2 separate regions of the Homo sapiens genome follow, and region 1 is linked to region 2. The links are chromatin contacts, found by Hi-C or POLR2A ChIA-PET in ENCODE. All regions are on one chromosome and are shown on one strand. Each heading gives the region's core, a stretch centred on a gene start or an enhancer-like site at or near the end of the contact. The rest is flanking DNA. Distances are from core to core; before and after follow the strand shown. Region 1 holds the start of TARDBP (TAR DNA binding protein). Region 2 has its middle 79 kb from the start of CIROZ.

What was found. A loop is a pair of places that touch in the nucleus more often than their neighbours do. ChIA-PET counts read pairs that join two places held with the same protein, here RNA polymerase II (POLR2A). Pooled maps may share reads with other maps.
Region 1: a map of mammary epithelial cell shows a loop between it and region 2 (17-fold over the local background). The contact joins the promoter of TARDBP here to the enhancer-like site in region 2. A Hi-C loop is called at or near these places in 1 of 168 maps with a recorded cell type or tissue (mammary epithelial cell) and 3 of 50 pooled maps. POLR2A ChIA-PET finds 5 or more read pairs at or near these places in 3 of 52 experiments (A673, MCF 10A and activated CD4-positive, alpha-beta T cell).

What each region holds. Positions count from the first base shown.
Region 1 is chr1:11,010,463-11,016,508 of GRCh38, reverse strand. It overlaps TARDBP (TAR DNA binding protein), which reads right to left and starts at 3,855. Exons shown (of 6, transcript NM_007375.4): 1 at 3,766-3,855; 2 at 2,544-2,793. The coding sequence starts at 2,781. RefSeq lists silencers at 2,537-2,783, 4,193-4,422 and enhancers at 3,145-4,112, 3,823-4,152.
Region 2 is chr1:10,899,912-10,906,241 of GRCh38, reverse strand. No RefSeq gene overlaps it. Among named protein-coding and RNA genes, the nearest start is that of CIROZ, 79 kb to the left of the region's middle. RefSeq lists an enhancer at 155-1,170. Within about 2 kb of position 4,706, at least 10 of the 41 ENCODE cell types and tissues checked have a DNase peak (open chromatin) inside an H3K27ac peak, as active enhancers do; they include A673 and mammary epithelial cell, where a contact is called at or near this core.

The sequences.
Region 1 (6,046 bases), core at 2,606-5,105, 110 kb before region 2:
ATTTAACTTTTATCTTTCCTAAACATTCAACAACAAATACACAACTTTTGTAATAAAACAGAAAACCAGGTACAGTGGTGTGTATGCCTGTAAGTTCCAGCAACTCAGGAGGCTGAGGAGGAAGGACGACTTGAGTCCAGGAGTTTGAGGCTGCAGTGTGCCTATGAATAGCCACTGCAATATGCCTGGGCAACAGAGCGAGAGCCTCCATCTCTAATTTCAAAAAAGAAAAAGAAACCAAAAGTTTGGCTTACTTAAAAAAACATAACTGGCTGGGCGCGGTGGCTCACACTTGTAATCCCAGCACTTTGGGAGTCTGAGGCAGGTGGATCACAAGGTCAGGAGTTCAAGACCAGCCTGGCCAAGATGGTGAAACGCCGTCTATACTAAAAATAAAGAAAAAATTAGCCGGGCGTGGTGGCAGGTGCCTGTAATCCCAGCTACTTGGGAGGCTGAGGCAGGAGAATCGCTTGAACCCAAGAGGCGGAGGTTGCAGTGAGCCAAGATCGTGCCACTGCACTCCAGCCTGGGCGACAAGGGCGAGACTTCGTCTAAAAAATAAATAAACAAATAAAAATAAATAAATAAAAATACAAAAATTAGCCAGGCGTGGTGGCAGGCACCTGTAATCCCAGCTACTCATGAGGCTGAGGCAGAGAATTGCTTGAACCTGGGAGGCGGAGGTTGCAGTGAGCCAAGATCGTGCCACTGCACTCCAGCCTGGGCGACAGAGTGAGACTGTCTCAAAAAACAAACAAACAAACAACAACAAAAAAACCCCCCAAATAACCTCAACCTTAGGTTATTTAGAAGAGAAGGGGAGATAATTTTTTTTTTTTGAGACGGAGTCTCATTCTGTCACCTAGGCTGGAGTGCAGTGGCGCAATCTCCCCTCTCTGCAACCTCTGCCTCCCGGGTTCAAGTGATTCTCCTGCCTCAGCCTCCCGAGTAGCTGGGATTACAGATGTGAGCCACCATGTCCAGCCTGGGGAGATAAATTAAATGACATTTAAAAAATTTTTTTTGAGACGGTGTCTCGCTCTGCTGCCAGGCCAGAGAGCAGTGGCACGATCTCAGCTTACTGCAATCTCCACCTCCCGGTTCAAGCAATTCTCCTGCCTCAGCCTCCCAAATAACTGAGACTACAGGCGCGAACCACCACGCCTGGCTAATTTTTGAATTTTTAGTAGAGACAGGGTTTCACCATGTTGGCTAGGGTGGTCTTGAACTTCGGACCTCAGGTGATCTGCTTGCCTCAGCCTCCCAAAGTGCTGGGATTACAGGTGTGAGCCATTGCACCGAGCCTGACATTTTAAATTTGAGTAAATATTAATCTATACCCACTGGCTGAAGAAACAGCATACTAAAAACCCCGAGTTTACATTATCAATTTTTTTTTTTTTTGAGACGAAGTCTTGCTCTGTCACAGGTTGGAGTGTAGCGGCGCGACCTCAGCTTAAAGTAATCTCCGCCTCCCAGGTTCAAGCGATTCTCCTGCCTCAGCCTCCAGACTAGCTGGGACTACAGGCCCCCGCCACCACGCCAATTTTTGTTTTCGTTTTTTTTTGTTTTGAGACGGAGTTTCGCTCTTGTTGCCCAGGCTGGAGTGCAATGGCACAATCTCTGCTCACTGCAACCTCTGCCTCCCGGTTCAAGCGATTCTCCTGCGTCTGCCTCCTGAGTAGCTAGTATTACAGGCACCCACCACCACATCCAGAGATTTTGTGTTTTTGATAGAGATGGGGTTTCATCATGTTGGCCAGGCTCATCTCAAACTCCTGATCTCAGGTGATCCACCTGCCTCGGCCTCCCAAAGTGCTGGGATTACAGGCATGAGTCACCGTGCCTAGCCCTAAAGTTTTCCTAGACATGTAAAAGGGTGTCTTGCATACTGACCAAATTTGATGGACTTTGTTGCAATACCAAGTTATAATAAAAGGAACACACAGACAGATCGACTACTAACAGCACACTACTTCAAAATGCTGAAATTAGGTATTTCCTTGGCACACTTCTTAAACTTCATGCTTCCTTTTCTTAGATTTAGAACATCATTGATAAGAGGCAGAGAGAAGGATAAGACCAGAACCTCGAAATTGTAATTGGAACTGCACTAATTCAAGATTTGGCTACTCCAACTGTTTGCTCATTTAAGGGAAAAAATGAACTCAGATTTGCTGAATGAATGATGTAACACCAAAAGGACAATGATCAAATCCAAACACTGAAGCACTTCAGAAGAATCTATTTACAACAATGATTTATGTACAAAACATTCTTAGTGATTCCTGAAATTTATCATCAACTTGGCAAAGTTTATTCAGATATTTTTTAAATACATTGTTTTCTCTTTTAAAATGATCTACAATCCCCAGTTTCCATAAATTTAGACTCGTGGTCTTCCAAACTTGTCTAACACTGAAGTTCAAGGAAATACTTAAGTTTCAGGAGACATTCTGCCACCAAAAGAGGCTAAGATCCATGGATGAGACACACACCTGAACACACTTCAGCATGATTACAAAAACCAAATGGTAACAAACCTTTTGGATAGTTGACAACATACACCAGATTTCCCCAGCCAGCATCTGGGGCATGCAGAATTCCTTCTACCAGCCGGACACCTCTCATACACTGAGACACTGGATTCCTGTAGCGAAGCCCACACGCCCCTGGAAACTGGGCTGTAACCGTGGAGAGCAGCACCGTCCCATCGTCTTCCGATGGTATTTCAATGGGCTCATCGTTCTCATCTTCGGTTACCCGAATATATTCAGACATCTTTTACTTTTCCTAAAGAGAAAAGAGATATGAATGAACAACATTCATGTCAGAATAACTGTTTCCTTATAATGATAATACCCAAACCATGTCAGAGTTCTGACTTCCAGAAAAATGCTTGTCTGGATTCGTATATGCATTGGTTATCCCTGAAAAATGACGAGGTGAAGGTAAGGGTAGTGATTTCCTATCAAAATGTGATGCCTCGCCAGTTCATTCATTCAAAAAACTTTCCCTGAAGGCTTATGATGCGTCAGGTACTGAAACTGTAACTGTGAGTCCAACGTGGCTTGCTGGTTACAAGCTAGGGTATGCAAGGGAACAATAAACAGTAGCTATTTTATGACAATCGGGTTAGTCGTTAAGTAATCCTGAAGGCAGAGGAGGAGCCTAACTGGCTGAGGCATGGGCGTGATAGGTCCCAGTCGATTTTCCTAAGCAAGCGATCCATCAGCTGAACCTGAAGACTGAATATGGGCAGTGAACCAGGTGTAAAGAACAGGAGAAAAGTTTCCCTCTGTTCCTCATTTTGGGGCTTCCGGGGGCTCTGCGAGCCCGAGCCCCAAGGCCCGCGGCGACAGGTCCTGGCGGTGCCGGCCGTCGCCTCCCAGAAGCCCGCGCGTGCCAGCCGAGGGAGGAGTTTCTCGGCGCGGCCCGGGGTGGGGCGCAGGAGCACCAGGCCCAAGCTGGCAGCGTCCCTCGAAGTACAAAGTACCGAAGGCTCCGGCACTGTCCGGGTCCGGGGCCAACCTCCGCCTCAGGCTACGCGGCACCGCGGGCCCGGCCCCCCGTTTCGGCGCCACCGGCCTCCCCGTGCCAGGACCTAACGACGCTCCCGCGCGAGCCCGCTCGGGCAGGACTAGGCCCGGTCTCACGGCTGACTTCCCGGGGCAGGGTCCGAAGCCGCTGCGTCTGCCTCGGGCCGCCCCAATGCAGAAGCCGAGGCACCTACGGCGTCCTCAGTGAGAAGGCTCCGCGACTCACCCGCTAGGCCGCTGCTGGGAAGCCCGACAGGGACACCGAAGCAGCGACGGACCCAAGCGCAGCCCAGCCACCGCTTCGCTCCCACAAAATGGCGCTAGGGCCGCCTCCTCCCCCCGCCCACCGGCGTCCTCTCCCACCGGTTGCCTGTCCAGAGGTGGAAGGCACCGACGAGAGCCACGATGACCCTCTCCCCAGGGACTCGGGCTGCCTCCTGGAAATTCAAGCCTACAGAGAAGCTCTGAAAGCTAAAATAAAACCAGGACCTAGGCCTGAAAAGCTGAAGATTGAAAAAAGTGTGGCTGTATAGGAGCTGACCTCCCCCCACGTAACGTAGCAGATGGTTTCGGCCGACCAACCGCCGGCCCAGGTCTCGGTCGGAGCTCGCGCACTTTCAAAGCGCGCGAGAGTAGCACAGAGTCTCGGCCAGCGAGGGCGGGGCGGGGCGGGGCCTGGAGGGGGCGGGGCTCGGGATCCCGGGCCGAGTCCACCTGGGAGGCAGGATAAGGCCTGGACCCCTTTTCTGAAAGGCAACCTAGTGCGTCTTCTCCTCCCTCCGCCAGCCCACCTCCAAACCTGGAAACAATAACTTTGTTCTAAATAATAGCAATGATAAGGCTACTTTGTGCCAGGTACTTTCTGAGTATTCACATATTTAATAGCCCAAACAGTTTTGTGTAGCAGGAGCTATTGATATTCATTCTGCGGGTGAGGAAACTGAGGCACAGAGAGATCAAGTGTCTTGCTTAAAGTGACGCAAGGATTAGCCGGGCGGTAGTGGCGCGCGCCTGTAGTCCCATCTACTCGGGAGCCTGAAGCAGGAGAATTGCTTGAACGCGGTAGGCGGAGGTTGCGGTGAGCCGAGATCGCGCCACTTCACTCCAGTCTAGGCGACAGAGTGAGACCCTGTCCTCCAGCCCCTCCCCCCAAAAAAATGTCACCCAAGGAATAAATGGTAGACCTGGGATTTGAATCTCGAGGCACAAAATGCTAACTTGTTCTGGCTCCAGCCCTTTAATAATAATAATAATACAGTACTTCATCTATTTTAAGGCACACTTTTTGTTTCACTTTTTTTTTTTTTTTTTTTGAGACGGAGTCTCGCTCTTGTCCCCCAGGCTGGAGTGCAGTGGCGCAATCTGCAGCTCACTGCCACTTCCAACTCCTAGGTTCAAGGGATAGCTGGGATTATAGGCGTGCAAAGACACCATGCCCGGCTAATTTTTGTATTTTTAGTAGAGACAGGGTTTGGCCATGTTGGCCAGGCTGATCTCGAACTCATGGCCTCAAGTGATCCGCCTGCCTCAGCTCCCCAAAGTGCTGGGATTACAGGCACGAGCCACCTTTCTTTTCTATCTTTTCTTTCCTTTCTTTCCTTTCCTTCCCTTCCTTTCCTCCCTTCCCTCCCTTTCCCCCCCTTCCCTCCCTTCCCACCTTCCTTCCTCCCTACCTCTCTCTCTTTCTCTCTCTCTCTCTTTCTTTTCTCTTCCTTTTTTTCAGACTCCCTCTGTTGCCTAAGGTGGAGTGCAGTGGCACAATCTCAGCTCACTGCAACCTCCGCCTCCCCGGTTCAAGCAATTCTCCTGCCTCAGCCTCCTGAGTAGTTGGGTCTACAGGCATGCACCACCATGCCCGGCTAATTTTTGTATTTTTAACCCCTGTTGGCCAGGCTGGTCTCAAACTCCTGACCTCAGGTGATCCGCCCACCTCGGCCTCCCAAAGTGCCACCACGCCCGGCCTTTGTTTCACATTTCTTTTTTTTTTCTTTTTTCTTTTTTTTGAGATGGAGTCTCGCTCTTTTGCCCAGGCTGGACTGCAGTGGCGCTATCTCGGCTCACTGCACGCTCCGCCTCCCGGGTTCACTCTATTCTCCTGCCTCAGCCTACTGAGTAGCTGGGACCACAGGCGCCCGCCACCACGCCCGGCTAATTTTTTTGTGTTTTTAATAGAGACGGGGTTTCACCGTGTTAGCCAGGATGGTCTCAATCTCCTGACCTCGTGATCCGCCCGCCTCGGCCTCCCAAAGTGCTGGGATTACAGGCGTGAGCCACCGCGACCGGCCAATGTTTCACATTGCTGAAGTCAGTATGTGATTTCAGTTCCAGTTCCAGTTGATGATGATGTGTCATAGTTTAACTGGCAACTATTTATGTTTCTTTGTATATACATGTATCACACTCAATGAAATACAGTTACAAGTGTTTACACAAAATACTTTATTTATTTATTTAAGATGGGGTCTCACTCTGTCACCCAGGCTAGAGTGCAGTGCAGTGACCTCGGC
Region 2 (6,330 bases), core at 3,457-5,956:
TTGGTTTCCTGGGGCCAGACGCCTCCAGCTTTCACCCTGCCTCCAGAATCCAGTCTGGGATGTAAAGACACCCCCAGGCTCTCCCCACCCCCACAGTGTGTCCCTCGAGGGAGTCTGAACCCCAGATCCTCAGGGACCCCCTGGCCAGAGGGGCTGCTTCTGGGGCATAGAACTCAGGGGAGGGGCTGGTGGAGAACCCTGGTTCCCCTGCACCCCAGCCTCCACGGAGCTGAGTGCCTGTGGCCGTGCCTGCTACTACAGCTCAGCCCTGCTTCCTCTCCCCATCCTCCCGCCCGCCCTCTCCGGAGTGTATGTGGATCTGCACGATTCGGAAACAGGGAAAAAAAAAAAAAAAAGAATTGGGTTTTGTATACTAAGCACTTTTGAGGGCAATCTTGGGCCCCCTAATCCAGAGGTTTATAACCTCCCCAGCTAATGCTCCCTGACACCGTGTTTTGATATCATTACTACATTATACTCACAATTTTTGAGTGAAAAAATACAGTACTTAGAAAGTCGAAATTCATAAATAAATTCATGTCAAACCGCACTTAATATTGATTTTGTTAGTGTTCAGATTCAATAATAAGGTACTGCGTGCATGAATATTTAAATATAATCATCATTTCTGCATCTCCTAATGGCCTCTGCTCCTCTACACTCAATTTAAACACAATTTAAAAACTATAATGTATTGAAAAATACTAGGATTTAGCAATAAATCATCATCGGGAGATTCCAGGCCTCTTATAGGGTGGCTCGATATGGGTTTCTCCGGGGACTGTACAATTAGATTCATGTTTTTAAACTTCTCAATTATCCATATACCATAATTTTATGTGAAAGTTTGTTTCGCTTCCCCCCGCCCCCCGCCGCCCCCACCCCTTGAGGGCCCCCCCACCCGGCCTCCCTCTGTAGGAAGCGGCAGAATATTGCTTAAGTGTTCTCTTAGCCAGAGTGGAGTGGGGTCAAAGGTGGCCGTCCTCAAACTGAATTAGAGACCAGGCCTGCCAGAGGCAGCCGGCGCTGAGTCACTTAATCACATTATTTGGGAAAAATATAGGGGGGAAAGAGATAAAATGACTTAAAATGAACTTGCCAAGGAGGAAGTGGAGTTTTTTAGATTTATTTAAAAAGCAATCCTTGGCCTGATGAAATAGACGCAGGGCTGCGGCAGGATGTGGTACCAGCCGGGCAGAGTAGCGGAGGGGCGGGGGCTGCCCTCTGGGAGCAGAGGGGCTTCCGGCATGGCCCCTGGGTCCCAGATCTTGGTGAGGAGTCCCTGGGGGTGCAGAAGGCCCCCGTGGGTGAAGATAAAGAGGGTGCCCTTGGGACCTGGGGGTGCTGCGGGAGTCTTCTCATCTGGGAGCCTGAGGCAGGCTGGATGGTGTGGGCTGCAGGGAGGACAGGGCGTGGCAGGGCCCCCGGGGTATATGGGGCTGGGCATGGTGCCCCGATGGCGGCAGGCACAGCTGGCTCTGATAGACGGTGGTAGAAGTGGCACAGCAGCAGGCACAGATGACAGGGGTGGATGGGGACCAGGGCCTGGAGGGATGGTGCCCACACACCAAGTGTGTAGAATCCAATGCCTGCATGTAGCTCCCGGGAGCCCCATAGCCGCTGTGTGATGTGAGACACGGCCATGCCCATTTTACAGATGAGAAAGCTGAGGCTCAAAGTGGGGAAGCCATTTGTCCAAGGTCACACAGCTACGAGGGGACAGTGTTGGGATTTGAACCCAGCTCATTCTAGAGCCAGTGTTCTCTTTGCCTGGCTCCATGCCTCGCTTGGAAGGTGCAGTTGGAGGTGGGGACAATGTTGCCTCTGAGCCTTGGCTTCTGGCCTGCTCCAGAGTGCAGTTCAGCTGTTCACATCGTAGGAGATGGGACCAACATCTGCCCATACAGGGAAGGGTCAGGGACTCAGCAGGGTTGGCTTCTGGAAAACCGTTTGGCCTCCAGACACTGGGGACTGGGGCTGCGGCAGAGGGAGTGGGGTCACTGACATGGATGCAGAGCTGTTCCTCTAGCCCTGCTGCCAAGGAAAACCTGAGTGTTGGACGACTGTGAGGATGCCCCTGGGGCCGCCCTGGAACAAATGGGGCAGGCAGCTGGCAGGAGCTGACGCCTGGCCTTCTGGGCAAGGCTTTCCACATTGGGCAAAAATGCCGGGACAGGACAGGGGCTCTACCTGGGGAGGGGAGGGCCACCAGAGGGGCTGGCTCCCCAGCTGTTTCATGCGCAAGGACAGCAGTAGGGGCCCAGCCATTCCAGGGATGTGGTCAGGTGTATAATGAGCAGAAGACAGCACCCGGCTTAGCACACTGTCACGGGGAGGAAATGACACAATGAGTGCCCGCCTAGCACGGTGCTGGCACACAAGGAGCTGTGATTACAGTGGCCCATCTGGGCCCAGCCTCAGGCTCCAGACCTCCAGTGAAGGGTGTTTTGTATTTTTTTCCTTCTGGCCTGCACTGCCTTGGTCCCTTTGGGTGGGTTTGGGGCTGTGGAGCTTTGGGCACCTTGGAACCTGGACTCTGACTGGGGGAAAGCGAGGCCCCCATCCCATCAGCTGGCTTTGCAACAGGGACACCCATGGGACTGTGTCAGCAGGCAGCAGGTTGCCTATCCCCAGACCAAGGGGGAGGCAGTTGAGGGGGCATGAAGGGCCCGAGTGCCAGACTTCATGGCTCAGCCTCCCCAGCAGCCCAGAGCTTCCTGTGTCCTGCTAAGGCCACTACTCATTCATTCGCTCATTCAGCAAATGCCTACTCCATACCAGACCCTGTTCTAGGCACAGAGATACACCAGTGAACAAAACACTATTTTCGGCTGGGGGCGGTGGCTCATGCCTGTAATCCCAGCACTTTGGGAGGCTGAGGTGGGAGGATCACTTGAGGCCAGGAGTTTGAGACCAGCCTGGCCAACATAGCAAAACCCTGTCTCTATTAAAAATGCAAAAATTAGCCAGGTGTGGTGGCTCACGCTTGTAATCCCAGCTATTTGGGAGGCTGAGGCGGGAAGATTGCTTGAACCTGGGAGGCAGAGGTTGCAGTGAACCGAGATCACGCTACTGCACTCCAGCCTGGGTGACAGAGTGAGATCCCGTCTCAGAAAAACAAACAAACAACAACAAAAAAACAAAAAACAAAACAAAACAAAAAGCCACTACTTTCAACAGAGGACAGAACCTCTGTCTCTTGCTCTGAACCCCCGGCCTCAGTTTCCTCACCTGTGATAAGAGGATTCACATGACCCATTTCATCTCCTGCCTAAATTGTTTCAATCTCGGAGGTGAAGGGGCACGGTGAACATAGTTCTTTTTCCCGGGAATGGGCCTGACAAGACACTCATGGATAGAATTCTTTTCTTCTGTCTGCCACTCTTCAAGGCTGTGGTTCCCAGATGGTGAGGGCAGGAACAGAGATGAAACAGAGTAAAATTTGGGAAAGTGGGAGCCACTGTGAGCCCTTGAGCCACAGTGGAGGCCTATCTGGGCTTCTGTGTTCCCAAAGTCCTGGGGAACGCGAGCTCTTTGAGAAGGGGGAGGGACAGGTGGGAGGGAGCCCAGCTGAGACCTCCAGGTAATTCCCGCACCCCAGATCCCCGTCCCCCCAGCCCGGTTGTGGGCCTGATTAGAGTTGGGATGGGAAGGAATGCATTTCCTTTGCCTTCATGGAAGCTACTGGCTGCCAGAAGGCACAGCCCAGAGCCTGAGACCTGTGGGACCCCCGTCTTCTGGACAGAAAGAGTTGCCAGGAAGAGAGAGTGCAGAGCTTGGGCAAGGTGTGGGCAGACGGCAGTCCTGGGTCCCGGGGTAGCCGCCCAGCCCCACAGACAGGATGTAGTAGGGAGAGCCAGAGCCTGCAAGGAGTCTCTTCACCTCCCACCCCTGCAATCCACTTCCCCTAAGATTGTCTCCCAGACTTCCCCCTCAGGAACCTCTCTGAGCTTTTAGATCCCTGGACCCCTCTCCAGTTCCCCTCCAGCCCACGCACTTGCGCCTACCTTCCCTTTTCCTGCAGGCCTCAATTTGCTCATCTGTCCAGTGGAGCTGCTCTAGCAGCATTCCTCCCACAGGGCTGTTGGGAGAACCTGAGGGATGGGAAGACAGGCCTGGGGAGCTGGAATTGGGGGAGAGCTCCTATTTGGGATCCTCAAGAGCCCCCGAAGGAGTCAGGTTCTGAGGCTGCTGACAGACCACTGGGGACACCCGCCATGCCCCGGTCCTCAGGCACGGAAGGGAGGGCCGGTGCCTCCTGAAGCCCTGTCACTCTGGATCCAGGGCCTGTTTTTTTCTGGAAAACAAGCGACATTCATCACGAGTGACAGCCAGGCCCTAATGCAATCTCGGCTGGAGCCATGAATTGCAAATGCGCCACAGGGAGGAGGCTGCTCCATCAGGGCCCCCAGGGAAGCCACATGCCTGGGCCCCAGGGGTGCTGGTCAGCGGTGGGGACACCTCACAGACCCGGCAGGGTCCAGGGCTCCCACAAGTCAACCTGGGCCAGACCCCACCACCTCGGGGTCCTTGGGTTCTCGGAGTGGGGTGGGGACCAGGCTCCAGCGTGGGCAGAAGCGGGAGGCGGTTCCTGGTGACTCAGAACTTGCTTTTGTCCCTCTGTGAGATTCACAGGGAAAAAACAAAGCACCGGGCAATTAACCGGAGCAAGTCGGGTGAGTGGGGAGGGACAGGCAGGCCCAGAGGCCCCCACTCTGACACCTCACCCACCTGGCAATTGGGAGGGCCCCACCCCGGGGTCAGGAGCACTCACGTGACCAGGGTGCCAGGGCCCCTGGGGGGCGGGGCCTGAGCTCTGCCCCTCACCCCAAATGGGCCCTGCCCCCTCACCCTCATCTGGCCTCCTTCCAGCTACCCACACACGTATGCCCTCTCCCTGCCGCCTCATCCTCCCATGCCTAGGGGCTCCGCTCCTTTCCAGGACCAGTGCCACTTCCACACTTGTGTGCCCGGAACTTCCGGCTCTGCACACACGTCTGTGCCGCTGCCCCCCACTCCCCAGCGTGTGCCCGGGCCTCACGTGTGTGCCCAACTTGCTGCCAGCCCAGCACTGAGTCAGGGCGTGCCTGCCCGCCTCTGGCACCCGGAGTAGACGAGTAGACGGGTGGGTTTGTTTTTCCCTGTGTGTTTTGGGTTCAGGAAAAAAAAATCCACAAACGAGCTCTCCCTAAGGCGCTTTTCCCTTCATTTTTCTGCCCAGGTGTCTCTAAAGGGAACTTCATTGTCTGTTTCAAATTCATTTGCACTTAACTCATCTAGAAGTTTTGCAAGAGCTGTTTGAAGTCCAAGGAGCCCTGAGCACCCTCTCCACCTCTCCCCACCCTTGTAATGAGCCCTTTAACCCTTAGAGACCCAGAGCTGCCTCTGGGCCTGAGTCAAAGGCTCTGCTGTCCCCTCCCCTCCTGCGCGTGGGAGCGAGCTTAGGACTGGGTAGGAGGCGGGAGTGGCATGGGGTGGGTGAGGCTCTGTCCAGCTTGCCCCCTCCTCTGGAACACACACCTACCTGGGCATCTCTCAGTGCCCCCCTCCACAGTGGCCTCAGGCTCCACTGGGTGCAGGGCCCAGCTGTTGGGGCTTTGAGCCTCCCCTACTAATTAATGGGTGCCTGCAAGGGCTGACCCAATCAGCCCCCAAATTAATCTCAATTATAGCGATTTGGTAACTGCAGCGCTAGCCAGCCTGATTGAGCCGGGATTTCATCACCTGAGAATGGTGAGCCGGAACCCAGACAGCTCAGCCTCGATGTTATTGGCAGGGGGCGGAATTGTGGGCGGGGGGAGCTGGGTGGGGCTCTGGGGCCCCGGGCAGCCCAGCCTTTATCACCACCATCAAATTATTTCATGCCAGCTAATACTCACATTGGCAGCCCGGCCTGCCATCCCCGCCACACACACCCCCGTCCCAGGTACTGGGGAAGGTGGAGGAGGCTCTGGGTGGATCTCGGGCTGCCTCTCCAGGTCCCCTGAGCTCACAGCCTGGAGGGGAGGCTGCTGAGCCCAGTGGAGCCCAGAGAGGTTAGGCTCTGGAACTCCAAAGTTGGGCAAAGGTCCACGCTCTAGACCCCGAGATCCAGCTGGGCTGCCTCCCCCAGGACTGCGAGGCCGGGAGGCAGACGTGGGCAGATGACTCTGGTGCGCTGGCAGTTCCCTGCGGTTTCCAAAGCCCTTTCCCATCCAGTAGCACTGGTTTGCTCCCTGCAACATCCCCACGGGGCAGGGCAGGGCTATTAACTCCATTTTACAGAGGGGGAGGTGGAGGCCCAGGGAAGAGGCAGGGCTTGCTCAACGTGTCAGTACAGGAGCCAGGGCT